Regions from separate parts of the Mus musculus genome. Here region 2 is linked to region 1. The links are chromatin loops, found by intact Hi-C in ENCODE. Cell type or tissue: heart. All regions are shown on one strand. Links, peaks and the distances in the headings refer to the core of each region. The heading gives the core; the rest is flanking DNA. Region 1 overlaps B3glct (beta-3-glucosyltransferase). Region 2 overlaps Rxfp2 (relaxin/insulin-like family peptide receptor 2).

Region 1 (5,380 bases), core at 292-5,291:
TGGGTTACCTGGAGAAACGGAAGTCTATCTTGTCCACTGTTCAGCCCGTTCTTTAGTCTGAAGCATTATTCTAAGCTTCGCCCTCTGCTCCTCCCCGGCCCTGCCCTGACCTCCTACACTAACTTCCTTGACCCCGTCTACCATGACCTTTTCCTTGTGCTAGATGTAATGAATATTCTCATCGTAGCCTCTACAGAAGGTGCCTGGACCCTTGCTTGACTGGAACACACTAAGCATGATGTCATGGGGCGTTCTGTCTCCTTTTCTTTTGTTCTTTCAACTTCATCTTACAGTGAAACCCCTCGGGTTTCCATCACTTTAGGCAGGACAGCTGTAACTGGATTCCACATTCCGGAAGGTTAAAAAAAAAAGAGGACTCGGATAACAACCTTCCTTTGTATCCCAACATAGCTGTAACAAACAAGAAAAGGACTCACACGAGTAATCCCTTTGAGTAGGAATTGTGCCAGGTTTAAAAAACAAAAGTCAAGCCATAATTGGCAGCCAGATGCTATGGACCTAACAGGCATTTAAAAAGAAATCAACTCAGGTGCCTGATTGACTAGAAAAGCTGCCCGCACAAACGCTTCTGTGCGGTCCTTCGCTTAACTCCTCGCCTATGCCCGCGCCTGCGCATCTGCGCCCCTCTTTAAAGAGAGCAAGAGACAGAGAGACAGAGACAGAGAGGCAGGCAGACAGACAGAGAAAGCAGGCAGGCAAGCAAGCTATAGGAGAAATGGTATTCCTTCAAAATCTGCCTTCTTCCATGTCCCTCAAAGTCAGGGACCTCATATTTCATCAGCCGTGGTACCCGTCGCCCCAACATTCCTCGCCCTCCAGCCTAACCTAAAAGGCTAGGTCCTAGTTGGCCCCCAGCACACGTGCTTGCTGTATCCCACAAGGACGACTGTTCGACTTCCAGACCCCACCAGGCATCCCAAAATATACCTTTCTGAAAATTTCCATTCTTGCCTTCCAGAACTCTGTTCTAAATACATATCCTCCAGGTGATTTTTCCCTCTCTTTGTGACCTAATTTCTCAAAAGTCTCAGCCCTCCCGCATCTCCAGCCTCACAGGCAAAACTGGTACAATACCAGGAGCAATACCACACAGGGTGGTGCTTCTTAAATGGCGGTACATGGACATTGTGGTTTTCACAAGCCTGTGGGTTGTCTACAGACTCCGACTGCGTGGGTACAGTAATGTGTATGCCCTATACTTCCAGTCCCCACCTAATGACTGTCACGCACAGTATCCAACAGTTACCATCTGCCTTTAAGTAATTAAAAGAGCCAGAATATCCCTTTTCTAGGTTCCTCCGTGACCCTTCACACCAGGGCAAGCCACAGCAGCAGCCAGCGTATAAAATAACACTTGGGAAAACCTGATAATTCACTGATTAGAAAAAGAAAATGATGCTTAAAAATTAGAAATTTCAAAGTGACTATTGGCCTGCATGTCAAACTCCATTACAAGCGGGAATGTTCTAGAACACAAGAAAAATGGTTTCCCTCCTCCTGCTGCCACTCGGAGCACACTACTAAATTTCACATAGAGCTGGCACAGGTGCCTGTTTCTTATTCCATCTGAAAAAATGGGGGGAAAAAATGTTTGTGCTTTTAATAAGACACAGTTTCAGCACCTTGAGGCAAAACAGGCCCAGGTAACGCCGCCAAGAGCAGCTAGAAGGAGCTGCTAATCACAGAACCGCTTCCATTTTTTGTGCCTTGATTTTTTTTGGGGGGAGGGGGGGCAGGCTTCAGAGAAGCGTGCAACCTGACAGGGGTAATGAATAAATAAACAGCAGTTTCTGGGAATCTGCTACTGTGGGAGGCACAGATATTTCCAGCTATCAGATAAATATTCAAATGATAAATGCTAACTGCTGGTCGCCCCTCACGGGGCAACTTTTAGGAACGCTCTCAGAAGGCGAATCTACAGACAGACGCACCGAGGGCCCCTTATCTGTGGTCCTTGCAAGCGCCCACCACAGCTCCAGCGAGACTGACAGCTTTTCCCTCTTCCGCTATCACAGCTCCGAGGCAGGCTGAGCTGCCAACGCGGTCCCAAAAGGATGTCAGTTCCTTGAAACAGTTTGATTCCAACGAGGGAGCGTCCCTGCTCCACAAGGCGAGGTTTCCTTGCTTGGTTGGTACAACTCAGCTATTAAATCTCACAAGATGGCCTTCTCTAAGTGCTCATGGAGTCCCAAGGCAAAGTATCTCGTCCCTGCCCCGCCCCTAGAGAACTGTCTACAGACCCGATGCTAGCTGTCAACTATTTTTAAATCTCTGAAGTGCCATTCACGGAATTAAACCAAAGTTTTAATCCCGTATGAGAGATAAAATGCTACATAAAGAGGAAAAGATCCAGTACCAAGCATAGCTGCAAATTCTGCAATCTTTTGATTGACAAAGCCTTGTTAATCCACGTTTGAACCAGCCTGAGGCATACACCACACTCCAGCGCTCCTCAGCAAATTAAGTCTGAGCATTACAGATCTGCCCTCCCTACTACAGCATTCACAGCTGAGCCCCAGCGGGGAAGAAATGTCAGGGTAACAGTAACAGTTGATCTTATAGTCAGAAGAGGGGTGTCTCTTTATCACTTTAGATTCTATTTACTATCACAGAAATTAAATTCTGGGGGCCCCGGGGAACTTACTTAACTACACCTCTTTAAATGTAAAACCAATATCGCCACCTAGTGGTCAGCGGGCTCCTAAGCCACTGAGGATGTAAATGAAACAACAACACACACAAAAATTAAATATAAACTTTAGAACTAAAGAGAAGCAAAAGGGCTAAAGGAGCCAAACGCTTCGGACAAAAGGAGCCACTTCTAAATGTGAAATGCTGAGATGGTACATCGATGAACACACAGTCTCTAATATTGTATTTGGCATTCCATCCAGGTACTAGGGGGTCAGGGACACAAGAAAAGTAAAGGTGAGCCCTGCCTCACTCTAGTGTGTGAGCATGGGACAGATAAACACAGGGACAAGGGCTGCCATGAAGAGGCCGTGGTGGAATGCCAGTCAGAACTCCAGGGATACGACGTCTACAGATGATGATAAAGTTTATTACACTAGACTAATGTCACTAGCCTGAACAAAAACGCTGATAGCTATGGGTTTTAGTTTGGTATCATTTTATTTTTAATGTGTATGTGTTTTCTGCCTGCCTGTGTATCTATGAATTACATACATGACTGCATGTGTGTGATTCATAGATATGCGTGCCCACGGAGGCCAGAAGTAGGTGTTAAATCCACTAGGAATGGAGTTAGAGACAGTTATGAGTCTCTATGTAGATCCTAGGAACCAAACCCAGGTCCTCTGGAAGAGCAGCCAGTGCTCTTAGCCTCTGAGCCAACTCCCTGGCTCCTGGCTATTCTTTTTGAACAAAGGAACTTTTAAAACGTAGGTAAGTAAAACAAGCCAGTCGGAAAATGACAATTACTCTAAGAATCGTCTCCCTCTAGGCCATTCATAGCAGTCGCACACAGAGACTGGAAGTTAAATGGAGGTCACTTGGGGCTACAGAAAAGGAGAGCAGGGAGTTGTTTAGAGGCTCACAGTATTAGTTTTATTAAATAAACAAGCTCTGGAGATATACGAGAATATACCTGATGTGACTGAACTGTGTCCTTGAGATATTCATTTGTGGGCTAGAGAGATGGCTCAGCAATTAAGAGCGCTGGCTCCTCTTGCAGAAGAGCGGGGTTCAGTTCCCAGCACCTACATGAGGGCTCTCAACCATCTGTAACTCCAGTTTCAGGGGATCTGACACCCTCTTCTGGCCTCTGGACTGTGTGCATGTGGTACAGACATACATGCAGACAAAAATGTTCATACACATAAAATTAAATAATCTTTTCTGTCACTTACTTTTAAAATAAAAGAAACCTCTTTTACAACAGAAAAGAAAGCCATTCAGAAAAAGTAGTGAATTTGGGGGACTCAGGGTAAGTCACACAAACACAGCTTGGTTCTGAGTGATCAGAAATTAATGGAATTCAACCTGTTCTCTGCCTTCAACATCTGTGGAGGAGAAAAATAAATGGGTAACGATCAATAACACAGAACAAAGCAAATACAACAGGTTTGTACAAGGTACAACAGGTTTGAACATGATACAGAAGTAGGAGCAGGAAGGAGTGGCTTACAACCATAGGTCAAGTTGGTACAGAGAGCCCAAGTATGGTGACACCTGCCCATAACCCCGGGACTTGGAAGGCAGCATTCTCTCACCCCTATACCATCACTGTGTGCACATAAACGGGTATGTGCACACACTCATGCAGTTACCCTCAGGGGCCACAAGGGGGCATCAAGTATGAAAGTGCTCATCATTCAAGCAGGAGGACCTGACTTCAGATCCCCAGCACCCAAGTAAAAACTGCCATGGCAGAATGTATCTGAAGCCCCGGTACTAAGAGGAAGACTAGGAACGGGGGCATCCTGAGGCCCAGTGGCCAGTCAGATTAGCCTTCTTGGGCTACTGAATGACCTCCAGGCCCCTGAGAGATCCTGTCACAAAAGAAGGAAAGAAAGGAGGGAGAGAGGAAAGAGAGGAAGAGAGGGTGGGAAGGAGGAATGGAAGAAAGGAAGAGGAGGACAGACTGCCCAGGAACTACACCAAGGTTACCCTCTGGCCAAACACACGCACAGGCCCAAATGTACACTCAGGCACACACATAAACACAGATACACACATATATACAGACACCTGTACATACATACACATATACACATGAATGTATACAAACAAACACATACACACATATATACACACAAATATTCATACATATATACACATACATATACATACACATATATAGACACCTATATATACACAAACATGTATATGCACACGTATATGCACACACATATATACACATGCATGTATTCACATACACACATATATATATACATATATACACGTACACACACAGAGGAATGGTGGAAGGTCACCACTGTTCTGCTGGGTCTTCTCTCTCTCTCTCTCTCTCTCTCTCTCTCTCTCTCTCTCTCTCTCTCTCTCTCTCTCTCTCTGAGCTCAGTGAGAGAACACACATGTATCTCCTGTGCAGGATGCTAATGCTCAATTCCCAGAAACAGAGCTAAATTACCAGAGACGTGAAGGGGCACACAGTCTCCATTCCTGATCACAACTGCTGGGTCTGTGGGAGCCTTGAGCCACCCTCCCCTGCAGCCTAGAATCAGTGCTAAGAATCCAGCGGCCAAAGCCCCAAAAGAAACAGGTACAGCTAGTCAAACAGTACCTTCCGTGTGTGTGTGTGTGTGTGTGTGTGTGTGTGTGTGCGCGCATATATGTATGCAGCATTTCAATATATATATGTATGCATATTTAAATA
Region 2 (5,380 bases), core at 228-5,227, 360 kb before region 1:
CAGCTGAGGCTTTGTTGTTAAAGACCATGTTGTAAAGAACTCAGTGGAAAATGTGAAGATGAATAAACCATGCTCCCAAACTTTCTGGAATTTATAATTTTAAGAGAGCAATGGACACATGGATTCAAGATGCAGACTGGTATGATGCTGCTCAAGTGGGGCTAACAAGCATGGTGGAAACAAGACCTTATGGATGTTGAGCGACTGGGTTGGGTGAGGCCGTGAATGGTGCCATTAGGGAGAGAGAACTTGCATTGAGCATTGAGGGAGAGATGTGTTCATCGGACTACACTCTAGTCTCCTGAGAGCATGCATGATCACCAGGTGGAAGAAAACCTGGCCAATGTTAATGTCATATCAGAGAAACACAAAAGAGAAAGTTCACAGTTACTCTGGGCTTACATCACAGAATTCATAAGGGTGAGGTGGGAGGGAAGAAAGAGTCCCACATTTGGAATTCATTATGTGAGCAGAGCAAGCCAATGGATGATTTGGTCCTATTGAATTTGAAATAGTCTGATGAAAGGCTTAAGCTGTCCAGGTAGGGGGTCACAGTTTGAAGATTGCTCAAGGAAACATCTTTACTACACACAGTTGGATCTCCTCCAGTGAGCTAACAGCAAACAGTTATGTCATCTGTTTTCACTGCCCCAACCAGAAGAGTCTTCCAAGCACTCAGCTCTGACTGTCCATGGTGTTCAATTCCACATTTCCCATGGCTTGATGGACATCTATGCTTGATGTGAAATTCAAGCAAGAGGGCTACTGGGCCTGGTGTATCACTTTACACTGGGGCATCTGATCAGGCCTCACATAACTGTATAAGCTGAGGGAAAAGAGCTCTTCATCGCTTTCCATGTGCCAGACTCAGGGCTGTCGCAATGATTTAGACACAGCTCCCACCACGATCAGCTCTTCAGGTGAACCTGCTTATGGGCTGTGAGCGGAAGATGACCCCAAGCTCAGTTTAAGAGCTAGGATAAATCCCCCAGTGGCTCCTGGCAGTTAGCTGTGATCTCAGAAAAGGCATCAGGCAAGATACAAACCAATGATTTTTCTCTGTGAAGTCAGGGTGTTTCCATGAGTTGCGTAGCCCTTCAAAGCCTGATATGTTGCTTCATGGTGAGGACTTTGGAATAGGGTTGATGATTCTATCTGGATCTGAGTATCTGAATCATGGGGGGAATTGAGCAGATACCTCTGTGCATGCCTTGGCCCCCAGGTACCAATCTAGAATTCCTGGTGGAACCAGAGATTCTATGTATGTATGTATGTATGTATGTATGCATGCATGCATGCATCTATCTATCTATCTATCTATCTATCTATCTATCTATCTATCTAACTATCATCTATCTATCTGTCTATCTATCTATCTATCTATCTACCTACCTACTTATCTCTCTGTCTATGTATGTACATACACGTGGTGGTTTGAATATATTTGGCATGGGAAATGGCACTATTATCAGGTGTGGCCTTGTTGGAGGAAATATATCACTGTGGGGGTGGGCTTTGAGGTCCTATGCTCAAGCTCTGCCTAGTGTGGAGGAGAGTCTCCTCCTGGCTGCCTGCCCAAGACAGTCAGTCCCATTTTGTTGCCTGTGGAACAAGATGTAGAACTCTCAGTTCCTCCAGCACCATGTCTGCCTGGATGCTGCCATGATACTTGCCATGATGGTAATGGACTGAACCTTTGAAACTCTAAGCCAGTCCTGAGTAAATGTCCTTGATAAGAGTTGCCTTGGTCAAGATGACTTTCACAGCAATAAATCCCAAACTAAGACAGTATGTATGTATGTATGTATGTATGTATGTATGTATGTATGTATATATGTATGTATGTATCTATCTTTCATTTATATTCTTGGCTAAGAACCACTAGCTAGCTCAGGTAGAAGCAAGATACTTAGAATACTAAATATAAAACACTGGGGTGGGAGTGTTAATTGTTTGTACCGATGCCATAGGTATTTATGAAGAATTAACTATGTGCAAGGCACTGTTCTAGACTCTGGCCTTGTCAATCGAAGGGCCTGAGAAGGCACTGTACCTGGGGATGAGGAAGAGGACTGACCTGGTATCTCCACTTGAAGGAGAGACAGGATCTTAACGACAAACACAGGGATCCAGCAGATGGCATCAGAGAACACGATAAAAAAGAACCGGTTTGCAACAGCCACCTCCTTCCCGATGTGGCTCCTCACTTCTGCAGTCTGAAGGGCTGTTTTATGAATGGAGCAGAACATGGTGACATAGGAAATCACGATGACGAGGAAAGCCAGCAAGTTCACACCTGTTGGGAAAAGTACGCTCGTTTCACACTCTCTGAGTGGCCGGCAGAGAAGCATCAGACTGTTGATACAGCACCTGGCACTGGCCTTTCCCAGAAGCCCCTTCTCCTATGTCCTCAGAGCTCTGTCGCTAAACTTCCCAAGAATTTGGGTTTCTATTAGCCTTAAAAGAGGATTTCAAAGGCATATGTCCTTTATGAAGAATTAGGGTTGGAAGCTGAGATCTAGAATACTATGAAGTCAGACTGCCCTTCTCTTTCTCTCTCTCTCTCTCTCTCTCTCTCTCTCTCTCTCTCTCTCTCTCTCTTCCCCTCTCCTCCCCCCCCCCTCTCTTTCACACACACACACACACACACACACACACACACACACACACACACACACACACACCACATGCACACTTGGTTTTGATTTTAGTTCCTGGAAAGTCACCCCTTAAGGTGATTCTGAGATTGTAATGCACATCTCAGAAATAGATAACAATCTCAGTTCCTTGTCTTACACATATGAATAAAATAATCCTAGAATTTATCACGAATATAATTGCCTTGGAAGCACTATTCTTTAAGCTTTGGCCATTTCAATAAATATAACACATAAAAACCAAAATGCTCTTTTTGTTTACTTTTGCCCACAGTAATTTAAACTACTGTGGTTCAGAACCCTTTAAACAAACTCCATTTAGGAAAGAGATAAAAATGTTAAAGATCCAACTAAATGAATCACTCTTTGGGGGCCAAATGGTTTCACAGATACCCCCCATAACACCGATTTCTTGTTTCTCTCACTTGCTTTATTCTTGCTGTTATAAAACATCCAAAATAGTGATTATCAAATTTCTTTTAATGAGCATAAAATTTGCATATATTTCCAGAGCTTCTAAAAACATTCCTAAACTGAATTTAGACTGTGTGGAAAACTGGTAATGGCTGGGGAAACAGTTTAAATTCAAGGTTATTTTTATCCACAGCATTTCCTAGTCCACAGGCTCACTCTATTGTCATACAATAGGATTTTATAACACTGGTTTGTCTGAGGCTTCTTGTCAGAGAGTTTAGCTTAGCATAAAATAAAATGATTCTATTATAGGTGCTTAATCTACAGAGTCTCGCACCTTAATCAGAGTCTCGCGCCTTAGCTATAAAAGCCAGCCACATCCAACTTCCTTAGCACTTCAACTGGGCCTGGCTGGCCCTTGGAGCTGGGGTCCACTTTGAACCCACCGATTTTTCCTGGAACACAGCTCCCACCCAGAATCCTGTCTTCACTTGGCTGTGCCTCCCCATTGATGGGGCTTCATTCCTCCTTCGAAGCCTTCCCTCGTCCTCAGATGTGGATAGCCTATACTCTTTACCCATGGTGCTTTTCGGCCTGTGCTATGAGGATGCGCAAAGGGTCTGCATCCCGCTGTCCATTCTGCAGTGTCTGCGAGGGCTCTGGGTGTTGTCTCTCTAGTTCTTAATATTGTGCAAGGTCATAGAAGATGCACAGTAAATTCTTGTACGTAGTGGTGGTTTGAATGTATTTACACAGACACATATATGTCGGAGGTCTCTATGAAGATCATCTGCACTAGGTACTACGAAGAAATGAGTCTGGAGGAAGCCTAAAGAGCCTATAGGATCCTGGAGGAACACACTTATGAACTGTCAAACAAGACTGACGTCTGAAGAGAATCAACGAAATGATGTAAACACAGAGTTTTGTTTTCCAGAGAAGGAGATACGGGAACAGAGGCTAGGGCCTCCCCAGGATGGTTTTAAGCGAACCATTTAAACTTGACTTTGAGAGTAGTTTGGGGGCATTGGTGGGTTTCTGATTAGAGGGAAAGGGCTGTGTTCATAGCCAGGGCTGTGGAACAGATCACGTGAGGAGGGGGACTGTGGTGCCAGTCACAGCGGGAGCGGGTAAGAATATGGTGCAGAGGCGAGGTCTCAGATGATGGCAACAGCAGTGGCAGAAGGCAGAGGAAAAGTATTTTTGATAAAGCATCAAGGGGTCGTCGATGAGGAGGATGAGAGGAGACGAAGCAGATGAAATGATGTGTGTTAGGTAAAGAAAGGCTGTGGGAAGAGCCATCATTCCAAGCAGAACTAAGACAGGCTACACAATTTAAAACATTAATATTAAGGTCTAAGACTGCCATTTATTTATAATGGAAAATACAAGACCGTCATTTCTAAGGAAAAAAAAATCAGGGAATTAAGAAAGCTGAGAAGAATTTGCATTGAGGGGCCTCAAGAGCCATGTTTACAAAAGGCAATAAATCTGTGGGTGTTTAGATAATCTGCTCGTCAGTTTCCAGAATTTTATTAATATTTATTTAAATTATAACTACATTGTTAAAATGATTTAAAAGGAGTTTGAGTAATTTGGTAGGGTTTCAGGACTGGGCACTAACTTAGAATTTTCCCAGGTCATATTCACTATGAATGAATAGCAAAAAGAACAAGGAGCAATTAAAAAAAAAAATCACCCAAAGATCCTGAGAGTGTGTCTTTGTGTTCCACACTAAATCTCAGCAATAAAAAGTTTAATTAAAAAAAAAAAAACCTACAAAATGCATGCCAGGAACTTTGTTTGCTTTCAGAGCGAACAGATGTACATCTGATGCTTTGTGCCATTTCTAGAAAGATGGTGGTGTCTCTGTGAAATCAAAGATGAAATTTACCTAGGAAAATCCCAAGGGAGTACCCTCTACTTCCAAAATCTTCTGCTTGGTCATAATGAAGTGGGAAGCAGACTCCATTTTTCCCATAAAAGTTGCCGAAATAATCCTCTCTGGTGAACGGAACGGCCGCTATGAGAAATCCCACCACCCAGATGCTGGCGAGGGCCACAGCAGTCTGGCGCTTGCCCAGGCGCAGGTTGCTGAAAGGGAATACTATGACAAGGAACTTCTCCAGCGTCAGGAATGTCAGCAGCAGCACCGAGACCTCTGTGGACAGCGTGGCCAGGAAGCCCAGCAGGCGGCAGGGCACACTCTCCATCCACAGCAGCGCATACTTCTGATACTGCCCTCGGTACTTGATGTCAAAGACGCCCACGGAGAACAGGTACACCCCCATCAGGCAATCGGCACCTGC

The links. A loop is a pair of places that touch in the nucleus more often than their neighbours do. Peaks named below come from ENCODE experiments on the same cell type or tissue, not always from the same donor. Only the 100,000 strongest peaks of a DNase experiment are listed, where the experiment ranks them.
Region 2: it touches region 1 in a loop (2.7-fold over the local background); 2 of 42 quality-filtered maps call a loop at or near these places.

Annotation. Positions count from the first base shown.
Region 1 is chr5:149,710,686-149,716,065 of GRCm38, reverse strand. All of the region lies in intron 4 of B3glct (beta-3-glucosyltransferase), which reads right to left. Among named protein-coding and RNA genes, the nearest start is that of B3glct, 35 kb to the right of the region's middle. In heart, for the core only: CTCF peaks have their summits at 2,704 (motif pointing left) and 4,324 (motif pointing right); no DNase peak of the experiment used is centred there; H3K4me3 peaks cover 939 bases.
Region 2 is chr5:150,067,096-150,072,475 of GRCm38, reverse strand. It overlaps Rxfp2 (relaxin/insulin-like family peptide receptor 2), which reads right to left. Exons shown (of 18, transcript NM_080468.2): 16 at 4,966-5,376; 17 at 2,078-2,296. Among named protein-coding and RNA genes, the nearest start is that of Gm38755, 7.6 kb to the right of the region's middle. In heart, for the core only: a CTCF peak has its summit at 2,127 (motif pointing right); no DNase peak of the experiment used is centred there.